2 separate regions of the Homo sapiens genome follow, and region 1 is linked to region 2. Evidence: chromatin loops called from intact Hi-C (ENCODE). Cell type or tissue: heart right ventricle. All regions are shown on one strand.

Region 1 (8,000 bases), 120 kb before region 2:
GTGGACACTTGTCTTAAAAGCCATGGTCTTCATCTGGAGAATGCCACTGTGAATGCCACACCTGTGAACCGGAGCAACCCATTAGTAATGCTTTAGGTTGATAAAAGCAGGGAACTGTCTTGTTTGAATTTGGATCTGGTGTCCAAGTCTCTGTTTTTGAGAGGGGGTGTAGCATGGGGGTCAGCGAACGGACTCTGGGGCCAGATTGCCCAGCTCAGTTCTTGGCTCCACTGCTTACCACTTGTGTGATTCAAGGCGAGATATGTGACCTGCGTGAGCCTCTCTCCCTCAGCTCTAGGGTGGAGACGGTAATTATGCTAACTTTATAGAGCTGTGAGGAGGACTACATGAGTTCATTTCTACAAAGCGCCTGGCATGTATTATGTACTATATGAGCCTTGCCTATCATTAGTAATGTTATTAAAAAAATAAATCTTTAAATATAGTATATCCATGTTACCTAAAATCTGGAAAATGAACAAATCATTTTACTCTATCATAACTAGTCTCATAATTATTTCTTTTGAGTCATTTTTAAATAATTATTTTTTACTTAGTTTTTTTTTTTAAAACAAGAGCCAGTCTTTCCTTTCTCATCTCCTGCCAGATGTACAGCCTATGAGGCCTGCCCAAAATAAAACCAAACTCACTTCAGAAAGGGGCTCCACATCCACGCACACATGCCTGGGCTGCCTGCTTCCCCTCTGGCACATCCCGCCCCTGTGATAATTTCATCTCACATGGGGCTGCTTTCCACTGGATCCACAGGTCTCCTGCACAGCAAGGAAGCCCCCTTCTGGTCCTCTCTCCTCTTTCCCCTTCAGATCTGTTTCCCCTACTTGATAATTAAAATAGAAAAATACAGAAGATTTTTTTCAAAGTCTCCATTCTCGTTTAGAGTCTTTAGGGTAATTTTACTTAGGAGAAGGGACCCTCATACACATGGCCGTTTGTTCAAGCACCTGGTGGCAGGGACCACGCTGCCGGCTGGGAACAATGGCAGGTTGCCTGCTATCTGTAGAAAAGGATTTTCAAAGGCTGCGCAGAATTGAGATGCTGCTGAAGCAGAAAGTGCTGCACTTTTCAATGCTGCCATTTCCAACAGTTAGTACCTAGGGCCATCCTCCATGTAACTGAGGAAAAAACCCTGGAGGAAAGCTTAAAACGTTAAATGCCCCTAGTATCCATCTCCACTTTCAGTTGTACATACTTTAAACGTTTTATCACACAACATCGGTTGATGGTGGCCATAGATAAACCACAAGAGACAGAATTCATGCAGTCGAAACTTGGAATTCCATGTAATACCATCAGCCTCTCAGGTTCATGTTAATACAAGCACATATACCTGACTGATGCCACAAAGTCTGCTCTCTCTTGCCCTTCCTTCTCAAGCCTTTCCTCCCCTAAATTCTTTCTGCTACAGCAGATAGCCGCTGTGTGCACTGACCTCCAACAACTGGGATCCCAGCCTGTGGCTGCCAGCCAGACTGCTTCAGGAGTGACCAGACGGGTGAAGTTCCCCACCAGCTGTGCTCTGAGGATGGCTCAGGAGAAGTCAAAATTCACCCCGAAGCACTGAGAAGACCTGTTTCATAGACAGATCACGTCCATGGGTGTGGCCCGTACAGTCCTCCCAGTGGGGTTCCTGTTTGGTGTCACTTCAGGCAGCCGTGGCCCAAGCTAGCTGAGAGTGGGTGAGAAGCAGAGCTACACGGCTTGTTCCTTTGCCACCGGCTGGATGCTCCTTTATCTTTTCCCCTACTTACTTTTTTCTTCGATAAAGAGTCGACAAATAATTAAGAATTTACTAGACAGTCATATTGTACACTTACGAGCTCAGCACACAATTAAAATGTTTTAAATGACTTAGTGCCTTGTACGAACTTCATACACAAAAGTTTGGTAGTATGCATACCAATATTTGGTATTCAGCTATGGGTGTGTGAAAGAATTAGTACATCTTAAACCCAAATAAAAGCATTTTAGAAAAGAGGCATCACAAAAGGCATCTGGACACAGTCCCAAGAGCTGGTGAATCGGTCAGGACCAGCACAGAGGCTAGTGGGACAGAATTTTAAAAGATGTGGCACCAGCTGATAAAACCTAAAGCACTAAGTAGTAAGAGTATCAAAACTGACAGGACACGTAACTTTAAGTCAGGAGCTAAAGAAAACACAGGAGAGCTGACAATCAGAGCAGCTGAAATGGTTTTCCGTACCTCATTGCAAAAACTTTCACAATGAGTATTTGCTACTCTGGTGACGGTTCAAAGCCTTCCGCGAATTTGCAGCGTTACACAAGATGTCACTTTCTCCCCTCAATTTGCCTACGGCACCTACCCGGACTTCTCAGCTGTGTAGGCACCAATTTCAAAGAGGTCTGAAGCCAGTGGAGTAAAAGCATTTTAAGTGTGATGTTTTCTTAGGTTGAACATATCAAACACACATTTCTAGTACAATTCCAAATGTTTCAAAATATTATTTTAGTTGTTAAGAATCTTGAAATGAAAGCTCTGTTATTACAGAATGCCCCTGTTTTTATCATGCATTAAACCAAACCAACCCCCACCCCATTCCCTGGCTCTCAGAGAGAGGGACATGCGTGTGTGAGCGAGTGTCAGGCGTCCTGTGCACACACAGGCACGTCATGTTTCTCCTCTCACTCCGGACCCCTTGGGTTTCTATGGATTATTAATAATACCCACCCACCTGGCTGGCAGACTTTTCACAACACACCCTACAAGATTCTGCAAAAAAAAAAAGCAACACAATTTGAAAATACACAATGCCAACCTCCGGAGGAGGGAAAGAGAAAGAAAGGAATTAAGGGTGAGACCCAGACAGACAGACAGACAGACAGGCTCAAGGAAACTGTGTTCCCTGGGGTCTGGGCCATGCAGCCGTCGGCAGGTACTCAGCTCTTCTCGGCGCAGACTTGCTTAGCATGGCAATCGGCTGTCTGCCCAGGAGGATGAGGTAATGTCTAGGTTTAATGCCAAAATCTCTCTCACTGGCAGGACACATCGGGTAAATATTTCTACTGCAGGAGACCACATTCATTTGATGCTACTGCCAGTTTTATTATTGTTATTATGCTCATTAATATTAATACTCAGCCACTGTACCTATTTAAGATTGAAGAGGAGAAAGGCAAGGTTTTGCTGAAATCATGATAGCAGGTGCAGGGGGAAGAAAGTAGCCCCTACTCCACCCCCCGGCCTCAATCTCCCGCTAACAACAGTTACAGCACCAGCCTTCTGCAATCCCTTCCATCATCCTCAGCTGCACAGAGACCCCCTGCAACTTCCTCTCCAGGTGGCTGTAAATCTGGGACCTAGCAGTGACAATGGGTTTGGGGCGGGTGGGCATGAGGGGCTTGAAGGCTCCTTGAAGCGACCTTCCTAGTTATAATATTTGAAAATGTAGAATAATTTATGGGTCAGATTGCCAATGGTTCCTTCTCCTTTCTAAAAACCAATTCTGAATTTGCTTCACCATATTTTTGATGATGTGTTTTATGGCCTCACAAACTCCCAGCTGGTTCCCTCGATGATCTCGTCTCTGTGGTTACTGTCAACAATCCACATTCGTGTTGTGGCATATCATCTTACAGAAGCATTTAAAGCAGCTCAGGGCTTCTTTCCTCTGATGTAGATTTTCTCCATTGTTACTCAACGAGGCTCTGACATCAGCCTCCTTTCAGTTCAAAAGACAGGACGTTTTTCTGGGAGTCAGGAACTGAATGCAGAACTTCCCGCGGGCTTCACAAAGGACCGCCGAAAGGGACAGTCACACACTGCCATGGATGTGGTCTCCTCTCTGAGGAGCTGGGAATAACGCTGCCCTCCCACAGGCGCTGCTCCCAGGAGGGGCGGGAAAGCATGATGCCAAAGGGCAGTTTCAAAACTGGGCCCCGGGGAGCAGCAGCGTTAGGTGTGGACAACATGAAAAAGCACCTAAGACCCAGTGCTGTCCTGCAATGAGACAGAGACGCGGCCACTGTCCCGCACAGCCCCACGGGCAGAGGAGGCGCTCCAGAGGAGGGACTTTGAGAGACGACGCAATGTGCCTGCTGTGGGAAGTCACAAGACAGCTGCTATTCCCGGGCCGTCAGGGCCAGGCCAGCCTGGCTAGCTGCTGAGAGGGTCTGCACAGTGACTCCATGAGGTTAGCAAAATATATATATTTTTAAAGCCTAGCAACCTTTCCTAAACATTTTTTTTTAATCACCAAAACATCACATTGTAAGGAGTTTCAGATTATTCCCAACATTTCCCAATGTCAAGTCTTGGACAACATGTCTGCACCAAACATGTGCTTCTAAATAGAAAACCGAAAGTCCCTGTCAATCAGGAAGGTAACACTCTGGAGAGGAGGAGGAAAGGAAGTGAGACAGTGCTGGTGTCTTTTGTCATTAGGACAGTGGAGATGCGGCTGCTTGACCCAAGCAGCATACTGGAAGGACAGCTGAGAGCAAAAACGGAAAGGGAGCGTGGAGGTTTTCACAGCAGGACGTGTGTGGGCAGAAGGATTCTCCAGTGTCCACAGCAGGATACGTGTGTGGAGATGGATTCTCCAGTGTCCACGGCTGGACGTGTGTGGCAAAAAGGATTCTCCAGTGTCCACGGCGGGACATGTGTGGAGATGGATTCTCCGGTGTCCATGGCAGGACGTGTGCGGCGAGAAGGATTCTCCAGTATCCACAGCGGGACGTGTGTGAGTAGAAGGATTCTCCAGTGTCCACGGCAGGATGTGTGTGGCGAGAAGGATTCTCCAGTGTCCACGGTGGGAAGTGTGTGGCGAGAAGGATTCTCCAGTGTCCACGGCGGGACGTGTGTGGCAAGAAGGATTCTCCAGTATCCACGGCGGGACGTGTGTGAGTAGAAGGATTCTCCAGTGTCCACGGCAGGACGTGTGTGGCGAGAAGGATTCTCCAGTGTCCATGGTGGGAAGTGTGTGGCGAGAAGGATTCTCCAGTGTCCACGGCAGGACGTGTGTGGCAAGGATTCTCCAGTATCCATGGCGGGACGTGTGTGAGTAGAAGGATTCTCCAGTGTCCACGAAAGGACGTGTGTGGCGAGAAGGATTCTCCAGTGTCCACGGTGGGAAGTGTGTGGCGAGAAGGATTCTCCAGTATCCACAGCGGGATGTGTGTGAGTAGAAGGATTCTCCAGTGTCCACGGCGCGACGTGTGTGTGAGTAGAAGGATTCTCCAGAGTCCACGGCGGGACGTGTGTGGTGAGAAGGATTCTCCAGTGTCCACGGCGGGATGTGTATGGCGAGAAGGATTCTCCGGTGTCCACGGCAGGACGTGTGTGGCAAGAAGGATTCTCCAGTGTCCACGGCGGGACGTGTGTGGAGATGGATTCTCCAGTGTCCACAGCAGGACATGTATGGCGAGAAGGATTCTCCGGTGTCCACGGTGGGACGTGTGTGGCGAGAAGGATTCTCCAGTGTCCACGGCGGGACGTGTGTGGCGAGAAGGATTCTCCAGTGTCTACGGCTGGGGACATGTGTGGGGAGGATTCTCCAGTGTCCACGGCGGGACGTGTGTGGGGAGAAGGATTCTCCAGTGTCCACGGCGGGATGTGTGTGGGCAGAAGGATTCTCCAGTGTCCACAGTGGGACACGTGTGGCAAGAAGGATTCTCCAGTGTCCACAGCAGGACGTGTGTGGGGAAAAGGATTCTCCAGTGTCCACAGTGGGACACGTGTGGCAAGAAGGATTCTCCAGTGTCCACAGCAGGACGTGTGTGGGGAGAAGGATTCTCCAGTGTCCACAGTGGGACGTGTGTGGCGAGAAGGATTCTCCAGTGTCCACAGTGGGACACGTGTGTCAAGAAGGATTCTCCAGTGTCCACGGCGGGACGTGTGTGTGGAAAAGGATTCTCCAGTGTCCACGGCGGGATGTGTGTGGCGAGAAGGATTCTCCAGTGTCTATGGCTGGGGACGTATGTGGGGAGGATTCTCCAGTGTCCACGGCGGGATGTGTGTGGGGAGAAGGATTCTCCAGTGTCCACGGCAGGACGTGTGTGGGCAGAAGGATTCTCCAGTGTCCACAGTGGGACGTGTGTGTGGAAAAGGATTCTCCAGTGTCCACGGCAGGACGTGTGTGTGGAGAAGGATTCTCCAGTGTCCACGGCAGGACGTGTGTGTGGAGAAGGATTCTCCAGTGTCCACAGAGGGACGTGTGTGGCGAGAAGGATTCTCCAGTGTCCATGGCAGGACTTGTGTGGGCAGAAGGATTCTCCAGTGTCCACAGCAGGACGTGTATGGCGAGAAGGATTCTCCAGTGTCCATGGCGGGACGTGTGTGGAGAAGGATTCTCCAGTGTCCACGGCAGGACTTGTGTGGGCAGAAGGATTCTCCAGTGTCCACAGCAGGACGTGTATGGCGAGAAGGATTCTCCAGTGTCCATGGCGGGACGTGTGTGGGCAGAAGGATTCTCCAGTGTCCACAGTGGGACACGTGTGGCAAGAGGGATTCTCCAGTGTCCACGGCGGGACGTGTGTGGGAAGAAGGATTCTCTGGTGTCGTTTTCGCTGGCTCCTCACTCCCAGCTAACAAAGTGTTTCTTCCCATTGTAGCTTTGGCTTTCAGAAGTCAGCCTTCTTTCCTCCCCAAAGGGAGGGCTTTCCTCACATAAAAGAAAATTAAGGCTCCCCCATATGTGTTTTGACCTGGTATTATGGCATGAAAGCCACTTGCACCTTCTTACAAAGTCTTAGTGAACTACTTCTGAAAAATGGTAATAATTAAAAAGGGTTAAAAATACACAGTAGTCAGCCTTTTAAAAACATTACAAGACTGACACAGCAGGCATGTGAAAAAAGAAGGAAAAAAAAAAAACACTACAAGAGCCACCCTTTTGCCAGGCCCAGTGGCTCAGGCCTATAATCCCAGCACTTTGGGAGGCCGAGGCAGGAGGATCACTTGAGGCCAGGAGTTCATGACCAGCCTGGGCAACATAGTGAGACCTTGTCTCTACAAAAAAAACAAACAAATTAGCTAGGCATGGTGGCATGTCCCGGTAGTCCCAGCTATTCCGGAGGCTGAGGCAGGAGGATTGCTTGAGCCCAGGAAGTCAAGACTGCAGGGAGCTGTGATCACTGCACTCCAGCCTGGGTGAGAGAGTGAGACCCCATCTCTAAAAAATAAAAAGAACCCTTCTTTAAGTTGAAATAAAAGGAAGCTAAATAAAATGCTCTGTAACTAAGCAGTCTCCACTTTATTTAGACTAGAGAATGCTCATTATGAGTCAGGCAGCAGGCTGGATGGAAATTACTAATTAATTGAACATTATGGCTTAAAACACAGTAATTCATCTTACTTACTGCTTTTCTTGAATACATGCGCATTTCTTAGGTTTTGTTAAGCTAATGAAAGGTCATGTTTAAAGGTTATTAATGGGGAAGTTCTCATTCTGAGGTTGCTTGGCTTCACCTGTCTTCAAGTCCACTGGGGTGCCCAGGTTCGGGCTGGCTGCCTTGAGATTTGCTGGACAAATAGACGTGTGGGCATGACATTTTATACTATGTGGTTTTAATTCTGGTTTGCATTAATGCAGTGGTTTTGTGGTAACTGCCACAAACCTTGAAATCACACCCTTTCCCTCCCACCTCCCAATCCCTTTATTAACCTCGAGTATGGGGGACTTTGACTCTGATACCAGAACCAAGAGTCAGATTTCTGTGGTGTCCTCCTCTCGGAAAACATCAAATGACGTGACCCAGTTCGGTGCTGATGCTTGAGTCTCCCTAATTCGAAACACTAAATTTAACTGGGTACTTTAAAGGCTGAATTTCGATCTCCTCCGTTCTTCCTCTCCACAGGGGACATGGCTCAACTTCCACACGAAAGATTTAGGTCAGATGAAAAGATGGTATTAAAAATCTTCAACAAAAGATTTGTTAAGCATTAGACTGTGCTATTGCCTGTAGAAACCTCATCCCCTGAAAATCTTTTAATAGAATCAAGAAGAGACTGGGGTCATCTAATC
Region 2 (8,000 bases):
ACACCCATTAGAATGGTCATTATCAAAGACAAAAGATGAGAAGTATTGGCAAGGATGTGGAGAAAAGGGAACCCGTGTACACTGTTGGTGAGAATGGAGACTGGTACAGCCATTTCGGAAAACAGTATGGAGGTTCCTCAAAAGACTAAAAATAGAATCACCATATGATCCAGCAATCCCACTGCTGAGTACATATCCAAGGAACTGAAATAGGTATGTCAAAAATATATCTACACTCCCGTGTTCATTTCGGCACTATTCACAATAACCAAGATACGGAAGCAACCTAAGTGTCCTTCAGTGGATGAACACATAAAGACAACATGGTATGCATACACAATGGAGTACTATACAACCTTTAAAAAGAAGAAAATTCTGTCATTTGCAACAACATGGATGAAACGGGAGGACATTATGCCAAATGAAATAAGCCAGGAATTGAAAGACAAATACTACATGATCTCACTTATGAAACGGATGGACATTAAGCCAAATGAAATAAGCCAGGAATTGAAAGACAAGTACTACATGATCTCACTTATAGGTGGAATCTGAAAGAGTCAATCTCACAGAAGGAGGGTAGAAAGGAGATTACCAGAGGCAGGAGGAAGAACGATGAAGAAAAGGGAAATGTTGATCAAACATACAAAATTTTCAGATGGACTGGAGGAATACGTTTTAGTGACGTACTGCATTGCATGGTGACCACAGTTAATAAAAAAAGTATCACATATTTCAAAATTGCTAAAATAATAGATTTTTAACATTCTTACCACAAAAAATGATAAGTTGGTGAGGTGATGGATATATTAATTCATTTGAATTGAATATTTCTACCATGCATACATATACCAAAACATTACATTGTACCCCACATATATGCAGTTATTATTTGTCAAAATGTCAATTAGAAAAATGAAGTTATCATACATCCCACATGTCAAAAGGCTATGGGAAAGACTGAGGCCAATGTGGATCAAAATAGAAGAAACAACCAACTTCCCAGTTTTCTTATGCTGGCTTAATCACCCCCACCAATCCTTAACTTTACATCTTCTAAAAGAGAGGTTGGACACAGGTGTGTAATAGCTCCCATGAGGTCTAAGCGTGGTCATGGCCAGGATTTTTAGGACAGTGATGTGTGCGGTTCCCAACAAAAGCAGGGTGAACACAGCTGTGTTACCGCATCAATGGATAACGTGCCTATTCCTATATACACTCTGAGTCTCCCCCAATGCAATTTTCAAGGTAAAATGCAATTATAAATGCTGTAAAAAGTCTTCTTTCTCACTGCTAGCAACAAAGATTAGCTACCCTTTCTAGGAATACGCAGCAGAGGTGCAAGCTTCGTTCTGCTCAGTGAAAGACTGTGACCACCCAGAAGGGGCCAGAACCCAGCGGCACTCAGTAAGTGTGTCAGGTGACCAACAGGCAGCGCAGGGTGGGTGATCAGGACCCAGAGAAAACTCTGAGGGCCAGCACAGTCAGCAGAAGCCTGCAGGCCCTGTTCTGGACAAGACGTGTGCTTTTAGTTTAGAAACCAACCAGCAATCAGCACAGCCATGCTGGGCATCTGTGGAGCAAACACGTGGAAGGGTAAAAGTTGGAGGAGCTGAACAAACGCTGCTTGCCGGCCGTCCCTCCAATCTTCTGCTCTCGTGAGCCTCCTGCTCATGAGCTGCCACTCAGCTTTCCAGTCTCAGCCCAAACAACCCTCCCTGGAGATGCTTCTTTGATGGCCCCCAGTCTAAGTCCAGACCCTGCTACACAACCCGCAGCACCTGGTCGGCTTCCCAAAACATCTGCAGTTGCGACTCCACACGGGTGTCCTGATTGCACCATGCCTGCCCGTCTCCCCCACAAGTGCCATGAGAGCAAAGGCAGTGGCCAGCAGATCCTCCAGTTCCCCTTGGCACCCAGCAGGTGCCCAGTAAATACGTATTTCCTGAGCGAACACATGAGTGAAGGAAGACACTTACGTGAAGCTTCCCTGAGTACTATACACAGCGCAGAGAAGGCTCAGCAAACACCTACACAATTAACCCAGCCCTAGCTGCGCCTGGCAAGGGGCATTTCCCAGGTGGAGGTGCTGCTCCTCAGCCTGCTTGGCTGGGACCCTCCGGGCTGGTTTTCCCACCACCCCACTAGAAGAGTTGAGATGATGATTACAAGTGGTGAGCCTGCTGCACTTACACTTCCCACAAAGTCCTATCCAGCAAAGGCCTTCAGAGGTCATTGACTTAAATGCCCTCAGGCTACAGAGAGAGAGCAAGCGCTGCCCCATGGAGGCGCAAGAACTGCGCCCAACACTGGCAGCAGGAGAGCAGGACTGACCCTGGGCCTCTTGCCCTGAAGGCACTGCTTCCCATGCTACTCCTGAGGCCCAGGAAGCTCCCTAAACCCAAGTAGCTTAAATCAAGAGAGAAGGAGAGGGGGGAATACAGGAAGAGGCAACTTACCCAGGACGCAAGGTCACAGTCAAGATCCCCCCCAAGGCAGCAAGCACATGGTCATCATTCTACACACACACGCACACACATGCACACACGCACACACACGCACACACACACGCACACACACATGGAGGTTCTATTTATACTGGGAAGATGGGCAGGACTAACCAGGAAATAAATTAATTCAATATTGCACTTGAAAAATGTCATTAAGTCCCTCCCATAACAGAGCAACAGTTACTAAGGAAATAGAGCACGTCAAATGGAAAAACACCCCCACAGGAAGGGACATTTTAAAAACATGAACACTCACAAACCTAACCAAGTAAGTTACAGGGTATGTCTGCCTTACCAGTTATTCACAAAAACTTATATGAAACGCAGTCCTCCTCAGAGTCATTCAGGAATACAAACTGAACTGTGTCCGTATTATATCTTTCATTAAAAGACACTGTAAAAACAGATACATGGGGTTCAGGAAATGTGAGGGTCACACAGGGGCACGGAGGCCAAAATCCAATGGAGAAGTGAAACAGCCTTTTTTCCAAAATCAAAGTAGCACTCAAAAAACCGTAGTGCATAAAGAATTGACGCTGCAGTTTCATTTTTTATTTCCTCCTGCTGTGGACAGACTGTTTCGCTGGCGGAATGTCGGTTACCTAGGTGACAGCTCCACAGCCATGGCGACTGCTCCAGGCCCCACAGACGCTCAGGGCCGAGCCCCGGCCTGTGGATGCCGATCCCTGGCCACTCTACCCACCAGAGAAGTTCCAGGGAGAAAGGAACGCTGCCAACCAAAGAGGTCATTCTAAACCTCGGCAAACTGGGGCTCTGCTGCAAAATTTAAAAAAAATAAAAATGACCATGTTTGAGAGCTGCACGGCACAGCTCACCTATGCATCATCTCACCCTATGTTCATTTAGGATCAAAGAGGCAAAGGGCTTGTCATGAGACAGATGGGAGAAAAAGTGGGGAAAAGACCCTTGAGAAGCTATTTCCAACTTGAGCTGGGACCAGGTGTCCCACCAAGGGAGATGTCACACGTCTCCATGTGAGTGCCTCAGAGCTCATGGATAGTGCAGACCTTGGCAACGGCCAGTCAGTCTCAAGATCTCCTAACAGTAAAGAAAAGGAGGTGCTACAAATAAAACACCTCTGCCTCCAGGCAGCCAGCCGTAGGCAGAGAGCCCCAGGTAGGGGACCCACTCTGCTTCTGGTACCCGTGGTGACTCCCGGCCCTGGCTCCCATCTCCTCTTTTATACAATGAGGAGGTGAAACTGGAGGTCCCTCCCATTCCAAAAAGTCCCCTATGGCCATGTCTCTGGCCGAGAGAGAGGGCAAATGGGCATAAAAAAGGATACAGTGGGCGGGCACGGTGCCTCACGCCTGTAACCCCAGTGCTTTGGGAGGCTGTGGCAGGAGGATTGCTTGAGCCCAGGTGTTTGAAACCCACCTAGCCAACATAGAAAGTCCCCATATCTACTAAAAATATAAAAATTAGCTGGGCATGGCTGTGCACACCTATACTGGGGAGGCTGAGGCAGGAGGACTGCTTGAGCCCATGAGTTCAAAGCTGCTGTGAGCTGTGACTGCACCACTGCACTCCAGCCTGGGCAACATAGCAAGACCCTGTCTCTTCAAAAAAAAAAAAAAAACTAAAGAGAAACAAAAGAAAGGGACACAGTGCAGAAGCACAGAAAATCCACATGGAAATGCAAATCTGAGAGCAAGTCAGAGAAACAGGCTGCCTATAGCCAGGGAAGACTGAGTTGGAGTGTGATGAATTTTTCATGCTACTTTTCATCTCTGTGATGTGGGGGGGCAAAATAACATGTAGCTTTTGTAACACAACCTCCAAGCCATCCTCACCCTGGGTAGCTCAGTGGGATCTGGTTACTTGTTCAGCATAATGTAGTTCAGGGTAGCGTAGTGCCTTGCTGTAGGTCACCAATTCAGGAAGCAAGTACAAAACCCAAAACATCGATTCAAAGACACACACAGGCTGCAAACAGGAAAAGCAATAATTATATTAGAACATTCTTTAAAATGTCACCTTGACAAATCCAACACTTGATAAATCCTGAGGCTATATTCAAACCAAGTTGGAGAGAGTTCCCCCTAAAATAAACAGGATAACTGTCCTTAATGCATTAGTAAGTCTATAATTATCGACTCATATGATCTAGCAGCAGAGGAAGCCGCAAGGAGTCATATATCCGACCCCTGTGCTTTGTGGAGGAGGCGATCCAGAGGCTCAGGGAGAGGGGACAGGTTGAAGATGAGTGTGGGAGGAATGCAAGCCAGGGCTGGAACCAGGTGTCTGGATCCTGGCCCAAGCTTCCAGTTCCACTGTCTACACACAGCGGCCACAGGAGACACTGGCTCAGGAGGGAGAGCCTGCAATGCTAGGAAGACAGCCGTGCACACCTGCACCAGCCGCTCGCTGGGAATCAGGGAATACTGGGAAGATCTCTGCTTTCCAGGGCCCGAACCAGGCCATTCCCACAGCACCCACATGCACAAGGGAATGGGAAAGGGTCAGGGCTTGGCCCAGGGGCAGATGATCCCTGAGCAGACGTGCATTCTGGTCTGAGCCCGGTCTGAGCACATCACAGACACCTCCACTGTGGCCACCAGCCAAGCAGCGGCAATGCCCCTCCCAACCCAGCCCCACCCCCGTAGAGGTTCTGCTCCCACTGTGGCCTGGCGTGAGGGCTCGGGCTGACGGGCAGGGGGCTGGCGGGCAGGGGGCTGGCGGGCAGGGGCAGGCCTCTGCAATCCTCCACACCCAGGGATCTCCCCCACTCCAGCTTTCTTCAGATAAAATCAGCTTAAAATGGGCATGACAGGCAAACAAGAAGGGGGTCAGACCATAGGCTAACAAGTGTGGGCAGGAAGGGAGGGGGAGCTGTCTCATTCTTTGGTGGGAATAGAAAAGAATATGAACCGACAAGCTGTTTGTACGAAACAATTTTCATCTCCCTTGCCAAGCCACTCCTTGCTGTCAGCTCACAGCAGGCTTCCCTGGGACACCTGTGCCGGCCCACAGTCTTCCCTGCTCTCTGGCCTGCAGGACGCCACCAAAGCTGCATCTCTTCATTCAGTATTTCAACAGCTATTTGTGGGGTCATTACTCTGGCAGGCACTATTTTAGGAGCTGGGGAGACAGCAGTGAGCAAAACAAACCAAGCTCCTGTCACCATGGGGCCCAGATCCTTGTGTCTCGTCTGCCTCTGCAGGTGTTTCTGGACAACGCTTCCTGATTATCCTTGGCATTGACCATGGGGACTAGAATACAGCAGGTACCCAATAAATGCTGACTGTACTGCACAGAATTCTAGCTGAGCCTCAGCTAGGTCACCTCCTTTTCAATCTATGGCCTCTGTCCTGCATCTGGGCACCACACACAAGTGGCTGCTGGCCTGGGGGTGCCCCATGGGGGACATCGTGGCTGGGAGTTTACTGCACAGGCAGTGCCCAGCCCCACACTGTTTCAAACATGCTCAAACAAGAGCCTTATACAAAGGGGCCAGAGGACAAAAGTCTGGGCTCTGGCCACATTGGGTTCACCTCATTCTAGGCTGTGTGTGACTTAGGCAGTTACTTAAAGCCCCTGAGCCTCAGTTTCCTTGGCTGTAAAATGGAAGCAATGATGGCACTGGCCTGATGGAGCCATTGTGTATCTAATGAGAAAACACAAACAAAACCCTAGATCTAATGAGGGCTGGAGAAGTTACCACCCCTCCCAAATTACTACAACCTGCCTCAGCAGATGGCCGATGAAATCGCGTCTCTAACACGGCTCAGCCCACCCTCTTCCAGTTCTGATCTGACCCAACTGATACAACGTCAGATTCATCTCCTAGTTCCTCTGCTAATTTGTCTTGATTTTTTTAAAAAGTTCCCAATAGATAAAAATCAAAGCTCAAATCATTCCATGCCAGCTAAAATTAACAACAGAGAGAAACAGGAGAAAGGATACAAAATTAGAGAAAGTGTGTGGGTGAGGTTTTTGGTATGAAATGTGGTAGAATAGTAGAAGAGGAAAAAAATGTCAAGAAAGAAACTTGCCTTTAAAAGGAAAAAGATAGAGGCTCTTGATATTTGATTGGCTTTTTTTCATGTTTTCATACTGAAATATAACATTTAAAAAGCAGCAATAGAAAGAAAAATAATAAATTTGACCAAGTTTTTACATCTCCTTCTCGGAAAATCATCACGCAGGGTCCTGTCTGCTGTTCTTCCGTCTCTTTTCTTGTGTGGTTTGTTCCCTTGGTAAAGTGCTGACCTTTTAAGTTCTTCACATGCACCTCTCAAGCTTCCACACAGCCCTGAGAACGAAAGATGGCACAGAGAGGGCAACAAACCACCCTTCTGACAAGTAGGGTGCTCCCATGCCCCTCTGCCGGGCGAGGCAGCCTGTGAACCTGCAACTGTCCCCAGGAGCAGCTGTCACAGAGTGCAGGGAACTCAGGGGAAGGCTGCCTGGTCCCTAACTAACGGGGCCACACCAGGACACGCAGCAAAACACCCTACACCTTAAGGCTCAGACAAACTGATCAGCGATATAACAGCCAATGTTCCCTACAGAAATGAACGATCAGAGTCATTTCAGTCGCCTGCGTTCACAAAGCCTCCTAAGCATTCCTTGTTCACCAAGCTCCAAACCAGCTCCACAAGTGCCTCTTAAATCAAACACACAGGGAACAGCTGAGCTTTCATGAAGCACTTCTGTCTCATTTGCTCACATTCATTATCTGAGGAATATATATTCCTTTAGGACAAAGAAAAACTGTCCACTTTATATAATTTTTCACAACTCGGTATCCAATTCAAGGTGAGTGGGGGTGGACAGAAATGCTCCAGTAAGACTTTTCTTAGATATTTCCAGGGGAGACTCTGTGTTGTCTGGGATGGGCCTGCGAGGCTCTGCCTATTGCTCCATGCAACTTAATGTAGGCTCAATGGCGGGTCACGCTCGCGAAGCTCTTGGGACTGGCCAGCAGTTTGTGCTCTGGCGGAATGATGACTCCTCACTGCCTGAGTATGTCCATTATGACAAAAGGTAGGGGAAGTCCCACTTTCCTCTGGAGAGAGGAAGCGGTTTCTATTGCCTGAAGAGGAGAAACAGATACAGGCCCATCTGATATCCTCTTAGAACTTAAACTTCGGTTCAACCACTCTGCTATTTCTCCCACTTAAGGGAACCAGAAGAAGAAATTATTTGCAGTTAATCGCGTGCCACCCTAGGAAAGTCATGGGTTGTACAACCACCTGGGAGAAGGCACGGGCACTCATCTAAGAGCTAAAAAAAGATAACCTCTAGACCAGCCTTTCCAAGAATGACTTGCAATTCAAGCAGCAAAACCATCATTGAGGCAGACCAAGTTATGGAAACAGACGTGACGCAGCCTAGTCAGTTCATGTTGGTGAAATAACTTAATCTGGCCACAGAAATCCAAGGAGATGCATATTTCAGCCGATGTCTGAAGGACAGAATGCAAAACAGTGCTGTCAGAGGATGGCTCTGGCGTTGATGTTACCG

The links. Peaks named below come from ENCODE experiments on the same cell type or tissue, not always from the same donor. Only the 100,000 strongest peaks of a DNase experiment are listed, where the experiment ranks them.
Region 1: a loop joins it to region 2, with 2.3 times the contacts of the local background. A loop is called at or near these places in 12 of 110 quality-filtered maps.

The regions. Positions count from the first base shown.
Region 1 is chr18:13,496,349-13,504,348 of GRCh38, reverse strand. All of the region lies in intron 4 of LDLRAD4 (low density lipoprotein receptor class A domain containing 4), which reads right to left. Among named protein-coding and RNA genes, the nearest start is that of LDLRAD4-AS3, 29 kb to the right of the region's middle. RefSeq lists an enhancer at 3,452-4,109. In heart right ventricle, a CTCF peak has its summit at 3,986; DNase peaks (open chromatin) are centred at 1,497, 2,948 and 3,918; H3K4me3 peaks cover 937 bases; H3K27ac peaks cover 4,173 bases.
Region 2 is chr18:13,377,187-13,385,186 of GRCh38, reverse strand. All of the region lies in intron 2 of LDLRAD4 (low density lipoprotein receptor class A domain containing 4), which reads right to left. Among named protein-coding and RNA genes, the nearest start is that of LDLRAD4-AS1, 46 kb to the left of the region's middle. RefSeq lists enhancers at 3,054-3,678, 4,370-4,869, 4,870-5,371 and a silencer at 7,343-7,637. In heart right ventricle, no CTCF peak of the experiment used is centred here; DNase peaks (open chromatin) are centred at 2,546, 3,116, 5,006, 5,556 and 3 weaker places; H3K4me3 peaks cover 1,406 bases; H3K27ac peaks cover 6,837 bases.